Linked DNA regions of Mus musculus: region 1 is linked to region 2. Evidence: chromatin contacts called from ENCODE POLR2A ChIA-PET data. All regions are on one chromosome and are shown on one strand. The core of a region is the stretch at or near the end of the contact, and the rest is flanking DNA. Distances in the headings are between cores, read along the strand shown.

Region 1 (4,086 bases), core at 1,376-3,875, 190 kb before region 2:
CCCTAACAGGAATTTAAATCAGGGCTGCTTCTTCTCTTTTTTTCATGAGGCTCCTTATATAAGGTACAGAAAATAAGTATTAAAATTAAACATTAATAACAAATTATAGATACATTTACTCAAAACAATTTTTGCTTACAATTTTTGATTTTATGTGCATGAGCAGAATTAGGCCATCAGAGTGACAGTGAGTACCCTTCCCATCTGAGATAGTTTATTGTCCCTCATCAGAGTGACAGTGAGTACACTTCCCATCCGAGATAGTTTATTGTCCCTCAAAGGATATTTGTACACTCATGTTCTACATTATTCAAAATGGCTGCAGTTTCAACACAACCAAAGTGCCCACTCCTGAAGCAATGGACTGAGAAACGTGGCATACATGCAGTAAAATATCATGCCTTAAAATGAAAGGGAAGTTTGATACACTACAATGTGAAGCTTGAAGACAAATATTTGTATAATATACTTCTGTGAAGTACCCCAAATACTCAAATTTATGGAGAGAAAGTCAAATGTTGGTTTCAAGGGACTGGAGAGAGAGGGTGATGGTGATGGGGATTACTGTTAATAGGCACAGCATTTCAGCTGAGGAAGGTAAACTATCCTGGAGATGGATGGTGCTGGGGTTTGTACAATGTAAATGTACTTGATAGCACAGACTGTGCACTTGGACATGGTTAAAATGATTCATTTTATGTTATATATTCATCTTTGCTGTGGAGCTGTTTCCTCCTAATTATAAAGTGCTTTTCTTGAAGGAAAGGGGAGCTCACATGAACAAGAAACCCACAAAGGGATAGAGAGATGGCTTAGCAGTTAAGAGTACAGGAGCAGCCGGGCGTGGTGGGCACTCGGGAAGCAGAGGCAGGCAGATTTCTGAGTTTGAGGCCAGCCTGGCCTACAAAGTGAGCTCCAGGACAGCCTGGGCTACACAGAGAAACCCTGTCTCGAAGGAAAAAAAAAAAAAAAAAAAAGAACAGAAACAGCTCCCAGCAGCATCCATATGACAGCTCACTAACATCAGGATCTGACGCCCTCTTCTGGCTTCCGCAGGCACTGCATGCACGTGGTATATGAATACATACAGGCAAACATTCATACACACAAAACATTAAAAGAAAGCCGCCAAGACTCAAGAGACCTCTCCCCAAGGTTATTTGTTTATTTGACATAGGGTCTCACATATCCCAGGCAATTTGGGATGACTTTCAACTTCTGACCCTTAAAGCTGTGAGTACAGCAGTGGGCTGCTTTGTTCTGTTCTTTTGAAATTTTTTTAGTTTTGTTTGTTTGTTTTTGAGACAGGGTTTCTCTGTGCAGTCCTGGAACTCACTCTGTAGACCAGGCTGGCCTCGAACTCAGAAATCTGCCTGCCTCTGCCTCCCAAGTGCTGGGATTACAGGGATGGCTTAAATTTTTTTAAAAGATTTATTTATTATTATATCTAAGTATACTGTAGCTGTCTTCAGATGCACCAGAAGAGGGCGACAGATCTTACTATGGATGGTTGTGAGCCACCATGTGGTTGCTGGGATTTGAACTCAGGACCTTTGGAAGAGCAGTCGGTGCTCTTAACCACTGAGCCATCTCTCCAGCCTTTTTTAAATTTAACGTTATTTTATGTGTGTGGGTGTTTTGCTTGTTTCTCTGCGTACCACAGATGTGCAATGGCCAGTTCTCTTGGAACTGGAATTAGCTGGTTTGTAAGCCCTCATGTTGGTGCTGGGAATCGAACTCAAGTTTTCTGGAAAAGCAGCAAGCTCTCTTACCAGTGAGCAGCCCCTCTAAGTTTTTGCTGTTTTTTTAAAGACAGGGTCTCTCTATATCCTTGCCTATCCTGGATCTCACTATGTAGACCAGGCTGGCCTCGAACAAATTTCTTTCGATTTTGCTTCCTGGTTGCTGGGATTAAAAGGGTGCCCACCACTCCTGGCCCCCTCCTCATATATTTTTAAGATCCAACTTTTGGCTTCCTCAGGATTACTGATCTTCTACTTTATGGAACATAATACTGTGATAAACTTCATGCATACAATAAATGGTCATCATCGTAATTCTCGAAATTCCATCAGGTTGAGACAGACAGACGCTCAATATTCACTGTCTGCAAAATCCTCCAGAGCTCAAGCAACCCCAAGTAATGTGCTTGCAAAGAAAGAGTTACAGTCCCTTCCTACTCCAAGCATATAGTGTCGGGGGCCAATCCCAGACTAAAAGGGGTTTGTCCTGGTTTCTCCTCCGGGCGCGGCCTTACCGCAGACGCTGAGGCTGCCATCACAACACCCAGGGTTTGGCTGCGGCAGCTCAAACGGAGGAGCCCGGACTTCCCTAAAGAACAAAGTTTTCCTTGGGGCCCCGCCGGGACGCCACACCCTGGCCGGAGGTAGCTCTTCTGACTAGGCCTCTGCGGACTCGGCCGGAGCGCGCTTCCCCGTCCCCAGCCCTCCTTTCCCCTCCCCCCGAAGGTGGCGGTTGGTCGCGCGCCTCTATGCTTTTTCCACCCCCTCCGTTAACAAGGGGCTCCAGGCCCTCTGGGATTGGCTGCGTCAAAGGACATCTGCTCTCAACCTGTTTGATTGGCTGCTATCCGCGCGCGATGCCGCCTCCAATTGGTTAGGTTAGAGCGCCTGCGCGGCGGGGTTCTCGGTCGCCAGCCATTCCTGTGGAGGACTGCGGGTCGTTCGGACGTTTTGCCTGTCGCTGTAGGAGAGGTCCTGTCTCTCCGAGAAGGCGGTTGCGGCGGCAAAATGAAGATTTTTGTGGGCAATGTCGATGGGGCGGATACGACACCGGAGGAGTTGGCAGCTCTCTTCGCGCCCTATGGCACGGTCATGAGCTGCGCCGTCATGAAACAGTTTGCCTTCGTGCACATGCGCGAGAACGCTGGCGCGGTGCGCGCCATCGAGGCCCTGCATGGCCACGAGCTGCGTCCAGGTCGCGCGCTCGTGGTGGAGATGTCGCGCCCGAGGCCCCTGAACACTTGGAAGATTTTCGTGGGCAATGTATCGGCTGCATGTACAAGTCAGGAATTGCGCAGCCTCTTCGAGCGCCGTGGACGCGTCATCGAGTGTGACGTGGTAAAAGGTAACGCGGGAGCGCGCTCGGGAGGGGACACGCGCGGTGCTCTCTGCCTCTTAGCCACGCCCCTCACTCTGGGGTTGGTCCTCAGGGTTGGGAATGATGGGGAAGTGTGCAGGAGCGGGGCCTAAGGTGCTGGGGGCGAGTTGGGTAGAGCCACCCTTCTCCCCTGCGGTCCCAGCAACATTCATCAAGTGGGAGGAGTCGGTTCCGGGCGGGTGCAGTGGCCACTGCAAGCCGAAGCCTCGGGGCTGGGGACGCGCCAGAGATTTGCGAGTGTGCGGGGTTGGGAGGAGGCGCCTTTTCCTGGTTGCATGAGCCTGGCACCAAAATGAAATGGAAAGGGAAGGGCACCAACCGGATTATGGAGCGGTGAAAAGAGTTCGCCACTTCCCCACTTCCTCTCCAGAATTTGGTCAGATCGAGGGAAAAGGGAAAAGGTTGGGTTGAAGCCCCAAGGCCGCTCTGGCGTTCCTTCCCGATGCTTCCCGGAAGGTAGCGGGCCCTTGGTTTCTCGGGTTCGGGCTTTTTTAGTATTGTCTGGAATGAATCTGCTTGTGGGCATGGGAGGGGCCTTTTCGGAACCCCTTTGACCTTTCAGTATTCGATGGGTTAGCCTTGGCGGTTTTGTGCTTTTTAATTCTTTTCCTCCACCCTCCACTTTGTGTTGGGTTTTACAACTTAACAAGTGGAAGCCCCGGTTTTCTGCGTTATTTTTGCATGTGAAAGGGGGCTATTAAGCCTCTCCCTCGTTAGCCTTTTACTTGCTAAGCTGGTGCCTCCGGGCACAGATGTTTATTAGCTTGGTGAGATTGCAAAGGGGAATACTCTGGCTGGGGGGGGGGGGGGTGTTGAGAGGGGCGTGTGAGATTTCTATTAAACTTGGTTTTAACACCATTTATTTAGTTAGTACTTTTTATTGCTTGAATAATTCTTAGGACAGCTTGCTAGTTTGCTATTTCCTTTGAGGAAATGTCTTTTTCAGACCCTGTTGATTTTCATATG
Region 2 (3,979 bases), core at 403-2,902:
GTTCATTCAGACTTCTGCAGAATTCACTTGGTCTTTCTAATTGTTAAAGCACCTGACTCCAGAGAAAAACATTTCAGCCCAGAACACCAAAGACCAGCACAAGAATATTGCCCAGGAATTCCCTGAAGGTAAGTTTCTAGCTTTGGGGGTAAGCCCTGGACTGAAACCAGAGAAATAAAATTCATGGTGTGGAGTGGTCCAGCTATCCAACGATCCCATTCCACTTTAGCCATGCTGCTGCCACCTGGGATTTGGCCGCCTTCCACAGTGATTGAGGGACTTGGAGTAGCAACCGCATGCATTCCTACTTTAAAGCTACTCAATAGGACTTGTGCGTTGTACTTAGTATGTGCACATTAGCCTTTCCAGAGAAACGTGCATTCATTGACTCAGGAGGAATCAGCCAAGGCAAGACTCTGTAAATCTGCACCTGCGAGGCTGGGGATGTAGCTCAGTGTCAGAGTTGGTTTGCTTGTCAATACCGAGTTTGATCCTCCTCTGTGTTTGTTCTTCCAAAACTGGATCTACTACGGATTAGTGATGGTGGTTCCCAACCTTCCTGACGCTGCCACCTTTTAATACAGTGCCTCGTGCTGTGGTGATCCCCAACCATACAGTTATCTTCAGTGTTACTAATTAACTGTCATTTTGCCACTGTTATGCACCACAGTGTAAGTATCTGATGTGCGACCCGCAGGTTGAGAACCGCTGAGCTAAAGCATGTTCACGAGTGTCTAATTCCAGCACTTGGGTGTTAGAAGCAAGATGATCACTTTAAGGCTAGCCTGGGTTTCAAGAGAGTCTGTCTGAACATCAACAACAAAAAGCTGCCTCTGTAGTAACTGCCTAGAACAATACCAGAGAGAGATTGAGTTGCTTATTGCCCGAAGCAAAGCTTAGGTTCAGAGAGGAACTTGAAATGCATATCACCTAGTTTGGGCGGAAAGTTAGATGTCGCCTATCATGGGAGGTCAGGTACTGAAATGTTTTCATCCGGAAAGGTGGAGCGGGAGAGTTAATTTAGAACGATACCCCTGCCCCAACAATCTCTGTAGCATTGGCACAAATCTTCGGGAGTAAGATGAAATGGGCTTGTTCTCTCCTAGAATCCATCGGGCAAGCAGAAAACAAGAGGCCCAAGAGGGGCAGCCCCAACCATGGCAGGGAAGAATCGCGAGTTCTGGGCTCAGCAAGAGACCGGAGCCCGCCAAAATCCGCCACGCGCGACCGCGAGCTCACCGAGGTCTCCCTCACTGCTAGAGGATCGCAGACCCAAGCGGCCCACGGCAGGGCCCAGGCGGCAGAGGCAGCTAGCCCTGCGGGCGGCCTGGAGGTACCGCAGCGAGAGCAGGGCGGGTGCGGGCCTGAGCTACCACCGCCGGGTCCTCACCACCGCCTCCTCTGCTCCCGCAGGACTTGTGGCTACAGGAGGTATCCAATCTGTCCGAGTGGCTGAATCCGGGACACAGGTCCTAAGCATTCTCTCTGAGACGCCCAGCAAGCCAAGGAAGCCCGGGACACGTGTGTCACAACTTCTGTATTTCAATAAAGCCGTTCCAAGCACAAAGTATCAACTATCGTGCAAGGGGAGGGGCGCCCGGGGGACCCGACAACTCGCGCCGCCGCCTGACGTCACCTACGCCGTCGCGTCACTGCCGCGCGCCACGGGTCCGGGCGTGATGGCGGCGCTGGGCGGGGACGGGCTGCGTTTACTGTCGGTATCGCGGCCAGAGCGGCAGCCCGAGTCAGCCGCGCTGAGCGGCCCGGGCTCGGGGCTGTGCTGCTGGGTGTCTGTGTTCTCCTGCTTCAGCCTCGCCTGCTCCTACGTGGGCAGCCTCTACGTGTGGAAGAGCGAGCTGCCCAGGTGCGGGGGATGCGCGCGCGGCCGGGATCTGCGCCCTCGTGGGGCGGGGCTGCGGGCGGAGCTTGGGCCGGACGGGGGTGGGGCCGCGTTGGCGTGGTTGCTGCAGGCCCCCCGGAACTTACTGTCCCTTTTCCTAGGGACCACCCCGCTGTTATCAAGCGGCGTTCCACCAGTGTCCTGGTAGTGTCCAGCTTGTCCCCTCTTTGCGTGCTGCTCTGGAGGGAACTCACTGGCATCCAGGTGCGAAGGAGGTGGGTGGGGCACAGGGCAGCTAGGGGAAGAATCTAGAATTTTGTGGGAGGGAACATCACTAACGCCCCCTTTCCTGTGGCTCAGCCAGGCACATCACTGCTTACCTTGATGGGCTTCAGGCTGGAGGGCATTTTCCCAGCAGCGCTGCTGCCCCTGCTGCTAACTATGGTGAGTCCTGCTTTATTTTTCCAACTCTGTTGTCACTAGTGTAATGACGTGCCCTGCTTGGGTACAGCTTTTGGCAGATGGAAGACAGGAATTATGATGTGGCCCCCTAAGCTTCTGGTGTACATGGCTGGGAAACCCTAGAACTCAGGAAACCTGAGGTCTGGTGAGGCTGACCAAGGGCATAGGTGTGGGCAAGGTCATTGGATTGTGGTAAAAGGCTTTCATTTTATGTTTGCCCCCCCCCCCCAGATCCTTTTCCTGGGTCCACTGATGCAGCTCTCTATGGATTGCCCTTGTGACCTGACAGATGGGCTGAAGGTTGTCCTGGGTGAGTCTTCAAGACTGAGGAAAAGGTAGGCACAGGCAGTCCAGAACACTGGGGAAAGGAGTCAGTGAGATGGTGTGATCTGGACTGAAGAGGTGAGATGTCACCTCTCAGCGTGTGTTTCCACATCAGTAAAATGGATTACATTGCTGAGTACCCTGTAAGTGTGATACTCAAGGAGGCCTGTCTGGACCACAAACAGCACTTGATATGGGCCAGACAGCATCTTCCCCTGCTCTCTCATCATTTGGCTTCCCCAAAGATTGGCCTTGGTAAAATTTGGGTGCCTCTGGAATTTTCTGTGACTCCCTCATCTACTGCTGCCTTCCCTTCCTGCTGCCAGCCATCTCAAGCCGTTGTAATTTGGTCTGATAAGGCTTGTTCCCTTCCCCATTCTGATTCCCAGGATCTCCTAAACTGAGTTTGGCTCGAGTAAATCTGTGGGAGAGGGCCCAGATGTCTCTAGTAACCAGGCACTCACTGCTTATCCTGAATATTCACTCTAGCCCCTCGTTCTTGGGCCCGCTGCCTCACAGACATGCGCTGGCTACGAAACCAAGTTATTGCACCGCTGACAGAGGAGCTGGTGTTCCGGGCTTGCATGCTGCCCATGCTAGCGCCGTGCACGGGTCTGGGCCCTGCTGTGTTCACCTGCCCACTCTTTTTTGGAGTCGGTGAGTCTCGCCCGTCCAGCAATGACGTTCCCAGCATGAGGGCTAAAAATGGGGCTTTGGGTGAGGGGAGCTAGGTAGAAAGCCAGAGGCATATGTGGTTTTCACCTTCCTCCCAGCCCATTTTCACCACATTATTGAGCAGCTGCGCTTCCGCCAGAGCAGTGTGGGAAGTATCTTCGTGTCTGCAGGTGAGGCCTGGAGAGCTGCAGAGGCAGTCAAGGGGTGGGGTGCTCTGATGTCCCTCATAGACACTCTGCGGAAAGGGTTGGAGACTGAGCTATAAGTATTGGACGGGGCCCACTAATTATGGAAGGTGGGGTACAGAGAACAGCCACAGATACTGGGCAGGCAGCCACTGCCAAGGGGACTGGGTGGGCTCTGGCTGTGGGATGTGCACGGCTGGGGTAGGGTGGGCATGCAGTTGTGGTCACTCGCAGCCTCCATCTCCAGCGTTCCAGTTCTCCTACACCGCTGTCTTCGGTGCTTATACAGCTTTCCTCTTCATCCGCACAGGTTGGTCCTCGGCCTTTCATGGGTCTCCAGGGGCCCACAGATGTGGGTGGGAGAAGGGGGACACTGTGGATGCAACTGTTTCTTTTACCACATTCCTAGAGACAGTCTAAGCCAGGGCCCTCAGCTTCTTAAGATCTGAGAGGTGGAAGCAGAGGTTATAATATGGGGGCAGATGAGTATGTG

The links. ChIA-PET counts read pairs that join two places held with the same protein, here RNA polymerase II (POLR2A).
Region 1: POLR2A ChIA-PET joins it to region 2 with 21 read pairs in Patski. The contact joins the promoter of Rbm14 here to the promoter of Rce1 in region 2. POLR2A ChIA-PET finds 5 or more read pairs at or near these places in 3 of 5 experiments (Patski and embryonic stem cell).

Annotation. Positions count from the first base shown.
Region 1 is chr19:4,810,173-4,814,258 of GRCm38, reverse strand. Rbm14 (RNA binding motif protein 14) reads left to right here and starts at 2,625. Exons shown (of 3, transcript NM_019869.3): 1 at 2,625-3,087. The coding sequence starts at 2,751. Gm21992 (predicted gene 21992) reads left to right here and starts at 2,660. Exons shown (of 3, transcript NR_157185.1): 1 at 2,660-3,087.
Region 2 is chr19:4,623,318-4,627,296 of GRCm38, reverse strand. It overlaps Rce1 (Ras converting CAAX endopeptidase 1), which reads left to right and starts at 1,652. Exons shown (of 8, transcript NM_023131.2): 1 at 1,652-1,864; 2 at 2,002-2,104; 3 at 2,201-2,284; 4 at 2,534-2,612; 5 at 3,116-3,283; 6 at 3,400-3,471; 7 at 3,734-3,796. The coding sequence starts at 1,680. It overlaps Gm960 (predicted gene 960), which reads left to right. Exons shown (of 15, transcript NM_001033447.3): 14 at 50-128; 15 at 1,107-1,456. The coding sequence ends at 1,456. Mir6986 (microRNA 6986) reads left to right here and starts at 3,342; the gene lies at 3,342-3,399.